Linked DNA regions of Mus musculus: region 2 is linked to region 1. Evidence: chromatin loops called from intact Hi-C (ENCODE). Cell type or tissue: left cerebral cortex. All regions are shown on one strand.

The links. A loop is a pair of places that touch in the nucleus more often than their neighbours do. Peaks named below come from ENCODE experiments on the same cell type or tissue, not always from the same donor. Only the 100,000 strongest peaks of a DNase experiment are listed, where the experiment ranks them.
Region 2: it touches region 1 in a loop (2.4-fold over the local background); 9 of 42 quality-filtered maps call a loop at or near these places.

The regions. Positions count from the first base shown.
Region 1 is chr7:118,204,580-118,209,579 of GRCm38, forward strand. It overlaps Smg1 (SMG1 homolog, phosphatidylinositol 3-kinase-related kinase (C. elegans)), which reads right to left. Exons shown (of 63, transcript NM_001031814.1): 5 at 3,444-3,502; 6 at 2,222-2,435. Among named protein-coding and RNA genes, the nearest start is that of Gm40454, 25 kb to the left of the region's middle. In left cerebral cortex, no CTCF peak of the experiment used is centred here; no DNase peak of the experiment used is centred here.
Region 2 is chr7:118,142,700-118,147,699 of GRCm38, forward strand. It overlaps Smg1 (SMG1 homolog, phosphatidylinositol 3-kinase-related kinase (C. elegans)), which reads right to left. Exons shown (of 63, transcript NM_001031814.1): 52 at 3,552-3,702; 53 at 3,269-3,458; 54 at 2,632-3,101; 55 at 559-693. Among named protein-coding and RNA genes, the nearest start is that of Gm25683, 8.3 kb to the right of the region's middle. In left cerebral cortex, no CTCF peak of the experiment used is centred here; a DNase peak (open chromatin) is centred at 2,110.

The DNA of each region.
Region 1 (5,000 bases):
TCCCCTTAATCAGGAAATCATTCTTCAAGTCCCACAGAGGGACAACCTGCCTGCAATGCATCAAGGGGGGGGGGGGGGGGGACGCCGCGGGGGGGGGGGGCGGGGGGCTGCTGGCATACAATAAAACAAAAAGTGATCGTGTAAAACTATTTTTATAAGGAAGCTTTTAAAAGCACAGTACCAAAGGCAATGCTTGAATCTTAAGTGGGTTCCTGGGTCAGAGGAACCATAAATATAAATGGTGCCTTAAGAACAATTATAGAAATTTGGACACATAGTGTATAGAAAATAAAATACCTTTCCTTAGATGAATAATACTGCTGATAAAGAAGAGGATAGGCTTGTTCTTCGGTGATATGTACTAAAATAGTAACAGGGTGAATTTTCATTATGTATTTATCTTCAAATACTTCCTCAAAAAATGTGTATGTGAAAATCAATTGTAAGTGATAGGAAGATGGCTAGGTTGGTAAAGTGTGTATGTGAAAATCAATTGTAAGTGATAGGAAGATGGAAGATAGGAAGCTAGGTTGGTAAAGTGCCAGTCATATAAGCATGAGGACCTGGGCTCGCTTGCTAACACCCACTCAAGGCTAGATGTAATGACAAATGTCTGTAACTCAAGCACTATGATGGGAGGAGGAGCTGGAGACAGGCGGTCACTGGGGTTTATGGACCAGGCAGTGAGAGACCATGGCTCAAAAAACTAAGGTGGAGAACAAAAGAAAAAACAAAACCTACCTCTGTCCTCCAAACAAGTGAATACCACACATACCTCAACACCAAAAAAGATAAAGAAAAAAAACAGATACGGTAGTACCCCTTGTAACTCCAGCATTTGGGAAGCAGGTACAGGAGGATCACCATGAGTTCCAGGCCAGCCTGGGCTATATAGAGTAAGACCCTGACTTAAAAAACAAAAAGTAAACCAATAAAACAGCTTTTAGCAAAATGTGATTAAGTGGGGGCTGACGAAATGCCTCCACAGTACTATTCTTAATATACATGAGGCCTGGGGTATAATTATAATCTTCAGCAACACCTGACTCCCCACCACAAAAAAAAAAAAAGTGATAAGCCTGAGTTAAAGAATATTTAAGGCAGGTAGAGTGACACTCTTTAATCCTAGTACACTAGAGGCAGAGGCCTGACTAATCTACAGAGCAAGTTCTAGAGCAAGCTCTCTTAGTAAAAAGAAACCCTGTCTCAGAAAACAAACAAACAAACAAAAAAAACAAAGAGTGATCTACATATCTTCCTGTGGATTTGGAATCTTTCAAACTGCAGTTAGAAAATACTACTATATGTAAAATTAGACCAATTTGCTACTATGTTGTTTAGTTACAAGTAATTATTATAAACTTTCATAAGTTTCTATAATCAAGGAAAAATGTATATCAGTTTTTGATACATTCACACAAACAAACACACATACATATATTTTTTAAATTACTCAAAATAAAGCAGTTTGAGAGCTGTAAAAAGCAAACAAAGCTAGGCATAGTATCACAACCCTCTAGTCCCAGCACTCAAAAGACAGCAGCAGGAGGATCTCTTTGGTTTTGAGCTAAGCAGAATACATAGTAAGACTCTGCCTCTAAACAAATAAATAAATAAATAGACATCAGCTATTCCAGGTACAAAATAACTTATTTTTTTCAAACATTCCCTCAACAAAAATGTTATATAAATATTTCTCAGATCCAGCATAGAGCCTTGGCTCTCAGGGCCAAGGCAGAAAGGTAAAACATTAGAGAACAGTGGCGCAGACAGTGACATCTTATATTCAAAAAAGAAAGAAAAAAACCTACGTTGGGAATGAGCTTTTCTATATATCCAGATATTCAGAAGTATTTGCAGTATTTAGATTTATAATTTTTGACATCAAATCTAAATTTAGGGAATTTTAAAGGGGGGGGGGGAAAGATTTAGAAATTAGCTGTGATGTTTAGCGTTAGTCTCTCTCAAATGCTGACGGCCTCTGACTGAACTCTCACAGTAGAGTTCCTACTTTCAAATCTGCAAGTCACTCTAGTATTAAGCAACTTCAAAGGGAAGCTTCTAAAAACTAAAAAGACATAAATGTCTAAAATTCAGTTACTTTAACCCTAACTTTACTTGGACTTAAAAGGCATTCATTTTCACAGTGCTGCCCTCAACAGGAGGCAGCTAGGCCTGCCCTTTACCTCACTGCACTGCATTGTGGGTCCCTGGCTCTCACCTGCATCACCGAAGAAAAGGCTTTCTTCTCCCCCACAGTCTCCAGCGCTCTGTAAGTGGCACACAAGTAGAGGAGCTTCACCTCATCTTTCGCAGATGAGCTAAACTTGCTGAAAATCCACTTGAAGATCTTCTCAGCCTCGTAGCTCAGAGAAGCACAGAGAAGGCCCAGACAGCAAGCTCCCTCTTGCCTCAACTCCTGAAGCAACTTACTACTGTGTTTGTTTTAATGCAAATGGAACAAAAAACATACAAAAGGCATCAATTTTCAAGGATGAAAGTATGATACATCTTACAAAAGACTGTCTCCCATGTATTAAAGAATTCCTAAATAACTTTCCAAAGCTCAAACTAAATAAAAAGGTGGAATTTTACCCATTCTACATCTGTATCCTCCTGAGTTCTACAATGCTCAAAAGTCCCTTTATCAGACATGAGATTTCTTTAGGAAATCATTTACTAAAAAAATATTAAAAAGCTGAGAAGTGCTAATATCCAGGCTTGGGTTATAACTGATTCACAGAAAGAGGCATGAGGGAGTTTTTAGAAAATGTACTCCATTTCTCTATAATACCCACCAAGTAAGGACTCCAATGTAGGAAATTTTTTAGTAGCTAAACCACACAAACTTACAATTAAGTGTAGCATTAAGTAATTATGTAAACTAAAACAGTGATCTGCTACACTGAGTGTATTTCTTTTTTTCTGTTGTTTTTTTTTTGTTTTTTGTTTTGTTTTGTTTTTCGAGACAGGGTTTCTCTGTGTAGCCCTGGCTGTCCTGGAACTCACTTTGTAGACCAGGCTGGCCTCCAACTCAGAAATCCGCCTGCCTCTGCCTCTCGAGTGCTGGGATTAAAGGCGTGCAGCACTACGCCCGGCCCTGAGTGTATTTCAGTACTGCAAATCTTTGGAATCATTGCACACCTATGCAAAGCCTAGAGATTATTTAAAGAATAAAGTTCCCCTTTCCCATTGCTCTCTAAGCATTTTTAAAAACTCTCTGCAACAGTAGCTTTCATTCATGAAAGCATCAGCTCATGTCTTTCCACAAGCCAGTGTCTAGGAGACAAGAGCCTCTTTTGAGTAGATTCCATTTGTATTCAATAATTATTAACTTACATAACAAGGTTAGAAGTCTTAGTGATACGGTCCACAGTTTATCATGTTTACTTTATTTTTATAATTACCTTCAAAATCATCTAAATGTGACCATTATTACTTACCTTTCATTGAGCACATCATGAACAGCAGCCAAGATATTATCCAACTGTTTAACTAGTACCTTAAAAAATATAGAGAGAAACTTCAGATTCTACTTAAAAACAGCACTGTATACATTCTTTAACTTATCTTTCCATTCAGATTATGCAGCATCTCAGTTTACATGTATAAAACTCTCTGGAATAGTAACTTTCATTCATAGCGCATCAGCTCACGCCTTTCCAGAAGCCAATGTTTAGGAAAGAAGACTCTCTTTCACATAGATTCCTCAATCACATGAGGATGGCATGTTTCCCTCTTCGGGATATGAAAGAAACTGACTCACAGGAAATAAGAGTCATAATCAGTTTCGAGATACATCCAAGCTCATTTTAACTGGCAGCCTCTGGAGAGCATTTACATGGAATGGCAAGGGGATTGAGAGACGTAATAAAGGAATACAGTGACATAGCGATGACAGATTCTAGGGCTGACAGCAAGAGCTTCACTGCGCATCTTTCTACTTGCTCTTTAATCAAACTTTTAATAATGAAATTTGAGGGGAGGCGCCTTACTGTATTAAGTCTTTGTAATTTTCTCTATCAAGTTCTTAACATCAGGAAAATTATTTAAGAGTGAATATTTTCTAACTGCTTTTGAAGTTTGTCTTAAGGGCTTTTCCACTTCTTCCCATTATTATTTCAAAGTGTATGTGCATTCATGAAGAAGCGTTCTTGGAGGCCAAAGGTGTCCAATCACCTGGAGCTGGAGTTACAGGCAATTGTGAGGTGCCCAACACGAATGCTGGAAACCAAACTCAAGACCTTTGCAAGAGACATCCTTAACCTGAGATGCCCAGCTTCCCCCTTCTTTCTTTAGGAATTATTTTATGTGTGAGCACACTGTTGTATTTTATGTTGTATTTTATGTGTGAGCACACTGTTGTATTTTATGTTGTATTTTATGTGTGAGCACACTGTTGTATTTTATGTTGTATTTTATATGTGAGCTCACTGTTGTATTTTATGTTGTATTTTATGTGTGAGCACACTGTTGTATTTTATGTTGTATTTTATGTGTGAGCACACTGTTGTATTTTATGTTGTATTTTATGTGTGAGTTCACTGTTGTATTTTATGTTGTATTTTATGTGTGAGCACACTGTTGTATTTTATGTTGTATTTTATGTGTGAGCACACTGTTGTATTTTATGTTGTATTTTATGTGTGAGCACACTGTTGTATTTTATGTGTGAGTTCACTGTTGTATTTTATGTTGTATTTTATGTGTGAGCACACTGTTGTATTTTATGTTGTATTTTATGTGTGAGCACACTGTTGTATTTTATGTTGTATTTTGTGTGAGCACACTGTTGTATTTTATGTTGTATTTTATGTGTGAGCACACTGTTGTATTTTATGTTGTATTTTATGTGTGAGCACACTGTTGTATTTTATGTTGTATTTTATGTGTGAGCACACTGTTGTATTTTATGTGTGAGTTCACTGTTGTATTTTATGTTGTATTTTATGTGTGAGCACACTGTTGTATTTTATGTTGTATTTTATGTGTGAGCACAC
Region 2 (5,000 bases), 62 kb before region 1:
GAATATCAGAAAGTTTCACTTCAAATTTTAAAATACTATGTTAGTACTGAATTTCATATTATTAAATTATATAATCAGAAAAGAATGCCACCAAATATCTCAGAAATGAAGGATACACACAAATATATAGCTTTAAGACAAATTTCTTTTTTAAAAATATTAACTAAATATTTAGCTTTCACAGAGAGATGATGCATACAGTCAACCATCACTTAGAACCATGCTCTGCTCCACTGGACAGATTTAATCCTTTATCTACAAGACAGACATGCCAGATAAATAGTTACTAGCCCTTGGCCTTGGAAAAGGACACAACAAACAAAACAAAACACAACAAAAACACATGTCTGTTTTCTTAAGAGAGAAAGGCATAGTGTTGTATGGGAGGGGAGGTGGAAAGACTCTGAGAAGAAATGAGGGAGAAAACTGTGATCAGAATATACTGTATGAAAAGGACTTAAGTTATATTTATTTGGCTTAGAAGCTGAAGATAGGCACAGATATGCTAAGTTACACTTGTATAACAGAATGTGCTGGTAGGAGGACAGTCAGACACACCTGAACCGTCCCAATTGAAGTCTCAATCTGACTGAGAGCATGCAGTTTCTTCTTCATGCTGGTCAGGATTGCAGACCGAGGCGGGGTGACTGACATGGCTTGTGGTCTGCTGATAAGGAGGTCTTCATGCTGCCACTATTCAAAGAAAAAGAAGAATGTAGACCCATTAGAATAAAACTTCGGATAAATAAGGAAAGAGCCACATGAGGTGAGACTGGGAGAAAATTGAGTTGCAATAAGGGGGCAATTAGTTGGGGAGAATAAAAGAAATATCACATCTAACTGACAACTTCTCTGACATGAAAGATAGCTGTTAAACATCACAGATCACTAATGTATGGGATTCAAATAGGAATTCTTAAGACATCTGGTAAGTACATTTGGCGCACCTAATCCCAAAAACTGACCTTTCTAGGTCGGGTGGAAAAAAACTTGTAATCCCAGTACTTGTGAGCTGGAGAAAAGAGGATTAACAACTTCCAGGTCAGTTTGAGCTTCATTTCAAAACAACAACAATCCCTTATCTTGGTGATGTGTGTGTGTGTGTGAGGACCTCTAGATAAGAAGATGCAGTGAACTTGTATTGGAGTCTAGCAAGGAGACTAGATAGAGACTGAAAGAAATAATAGCACAGAAAAACTCTGACACACTATTAAAACATTTTCCTTTTAATGTTACAAGGGTCATTGGGACAACAACTTCTATAGGAGCTAGGGTAGTTTAGTGATGTGCCTGACATAACGTGTAGAAATCATAATTTCTAGCACCAGCTAAATAATCCAGTAGTTATATATTATGCTTAAAATTTTAAAGTGTGCCCATATTTAAACAAGTTTCCCTCAACATTAACTCTCACTTTTAAATGTCTGGTGTTTGTTTTTCATTAACTATTCTTACTATTATTTTAGACAAGGTTTTAGACCAAGTCTCATGTAGCCAGACTGATCTTAACCCTGCCATATAGCGGAGGATAAGCTTGAACTTCTGATCCTTCAGCCAAACAAGTATATAGCGCAGTTCAGTCTGTGCACTCCTGGGTGTCCTGGGCCTTGAGCATGCATTACCAACTATAAGTACGCTACATCCTCAGCCCCAACACTGATCATTTCTACGGGAATAAAATCCAAAATGTTTAGCATTTCAAAGAAAGAAGTCATAAAGCATTACCCCAATCCATAGACAATGTGCAAGAAGCAGGACTATTAATACACAGCCAATGTGATTCAGGGTGAACGTACTTCTCTTCCTAACTTATGAAGTAGGAAAATAGCTAGCAATGATGAAACTGCCAATAGATCCTCTGAAACATAGTTCCTTCTGATCACTGACAAAAGTAAAACAAAATAACCGTGTCTATGCCAAAACAGATTCAAGAAAACTGGCATTCTTTTGATAATGTCAAAGCCAACATTTATAAAAGAATAAATAAGAAAGCCATTCCTAAGCTACAACGTTCCATTACAACATTCTTACCATCTTCACAGATTGTTGCCTAACCCTCACAAGTCATCCTCCATAAGGGATTCCGCCCTCAACCTACAGGCAGGGTGCCGGAACTAGGTTTGGCTGTAATACACATCTATCTTATCCCAAAGCCTGTGCTTTGACAAAAGAGGCTTCTTCCAAACACACTTTTCAAAATAAAGGCAGATTTACTTAGACCCAAAGCTATGCACTGTATTTTTAGAGCATCAGTGAAACCTATTTTGAGATAAATTTAATTACAAACTCAACAATACAGGATGCAGACCTACCTACACCATGAATAAATACAACCATTATAAACTACATTCACAAACAATACTCACTGTTCATTAATACATAAATATATAAAATGCTTATCATGCAGTCCTGCTGAAAAGAAAGTCAAAGGACATTAAACATGAAACCAACTCCATTCCACTGAAAACAAGAAGCAAAAACAAAAAACAAAACAAAAAAAAAGTAATTGCAAAGAAAACAAAAAACCCTTGACAGTGTTCACTTTGGTTTGGCACAGCTGAGGTACTTTACATATTTTCTCTATACTCTCATACACGAACTGTAAGGAAAATTACACAGCAAATTGCTTACCTGGAACATGGCAATGTGCAGTTGCACCCGCTGCAGGCTTGTCTTGCAGGAAGAAATGCTGGTTTCCAGCCTGCGCACCAGGTCATGCTTCTTCCATGCTGTATCATAGGAGCTGGCTAACACTGTAGCTCTGTTCATCACCAACTGTGAGAATTTCCCTACCTGGATATTGTGCTCCACAGCTTTCTTACACAGATCATCTACAGAAACTTTGCTTTCAGCACCAAAGTCCTTTGCCTCTACCTGAGCAATGATGTCAACACCCAGGGCACTGATAAAGCTACACAATGTGAGTCCGAGGGCTTGGTTTGGGAGTCCTATCAAGAGCTGTCTTACAAAGTCAGCTGTAAAGGCCTTGATAGGCTTGGCCATTTGGTCTTCACTAAAGCAAGAATTTCTAAAAAGGGTTTTCACATTGACAATCTGAACAGGTCCATTCACAGTATTCTGATCTTCAAGTGAACTTGATCCTAAAAAAATAGAAAGAAAATGAAAATTATCTTAAAATGGGTCCTGAAGAAATAAGATCATATAAGAAAAAAAAAGAATTCACAAGTGCACAGTTAAATGAAGCATACTCCAAATGATTCCTTCTATAGTACTATGGAGGCAACCTAAGCAGGAATGCTAGTATTACCTGACAATGTTTTAGAAAAGGTACCACAGAGCCTGAAGAACTCCTTAATTGTCTGTAGTCTTTTTAAAAAGAAAATCTCTTCTAGCACCTGCCGGTGATTGTCATCATCAAAAAAATTGACCTGGGTACTCCTGGCTTCCCGAATAATGTCAATCTTCCGCCAAGCAACAGGAATTTCCATCTTGTTTAGCTATGCAAATGGAAAAAGGAATGCTCACTTTCCTCTGTTCACATTCAATGACTATTGCACTCACACCTTACATAAAGCAAAGTTAATGTTTACCTTCTCAACTAATAAGCCAAAAGCAGTTTCAACTTGGGCAAACATGCCATCAAATGCTACCAAAAGCATCTGGCCAGCTGACATTTTTGGTGTTTCATCAACTGAACCATTTCTTGGTTGGATTAATTCACCATATTGAGCATGTAGCATTCTAGAGAAAAAGAAACTGGTGTTAAAACCCTCACCTGAAGGAGAGTTTGTTTGGGGAATACAAAAGTCTGAGTCTTAAGAGACATCTATGCAAAGTCTATAGAAACATGCTACCATTATGCTAACTTCTATGAGAAAATGGTATTAGTGACAATTCTATCATGAAATCAATGAGTCCAGCTCAGTTTTGGTTATGTGTAATACCTATTTATGTGATTTCAATTTTATGTAAACGTGAAGGACATTTTAGAAATTACTATATAATATATAAGAACATCAAGAATAACCTAATAACCTAATTCCAAAATGTAGATCTGTACAACTGTCAGGTGCAATGGTGCTACAGCAATGTAACTGGAACAAACTTTAGTCAGTAATGGAAGTACCTGCCATTTGTAGTATATACAGTTTTGGATTATGTACACTTCAAAACTTAAAATAATAAAAATATTGTGTGATTTAGAACATGTCAGATGACAACTTTCATCAATGGCAAGGCATGAAGCCATCTGCCTCTGACCCCAGGAATGGAAAGCTAAGACAGGGGAATCAGGCAATCAGAGAGTCCTAGGCTCAATGAGAGACTCTTATAATTTATTAAAAAAAAAAAAAAAAAAAAAGGGCAGAGCAAGAGAGGAGAACACTTGACATCAACTTCTGATGGACATACATGAGCACATGTACCTGCACCCACACCTACACATCACGGAGAGGTCTGAAATTCAGTAAATCATACACAGCTTTAACCTAACTTGTAACCGTTCCTTGAAATGATGATATTGCTATTACATAAATAGTTTAAGCCACATTTAGCTGAAACATGTCTACATTGTTAGTTACACTATTACACAACTACAGCTAAAAAGGAAAGAACAGAGGATTCCTAAAGGCAGCACTGATTTCAGGAAGGAATTATTGCTACCTTTTTGTTGAAGGAACAACAAAAGTTTATATGCATATTGTGTTTCTTGAATTATTTAAGAAAAAAAAATCTACTTCAAAATAACTAAGGGAAAGCTGTTAAAATGGCACAATGGCTAAAGCAGTTACTATCAGAGTATGGAAGCCTGATGACACGAGTTGAATCCACAACCCTAATATAGGTGGACACAAGGACTCCACAAAGCAATTCTCTGGCCTCTGTATGTGCACACTAGCATGTACACCCTCCACAGCAGCATCTAACAAAATTAACAAGGAACAGAACATAAACCAGAATGAGCTTGTGCAGATGACTTCCCATGTGGATACAAGTCCTCCTCTCCCTCCCTCCTCTCTACTTGCAATTTTCCATGTGAG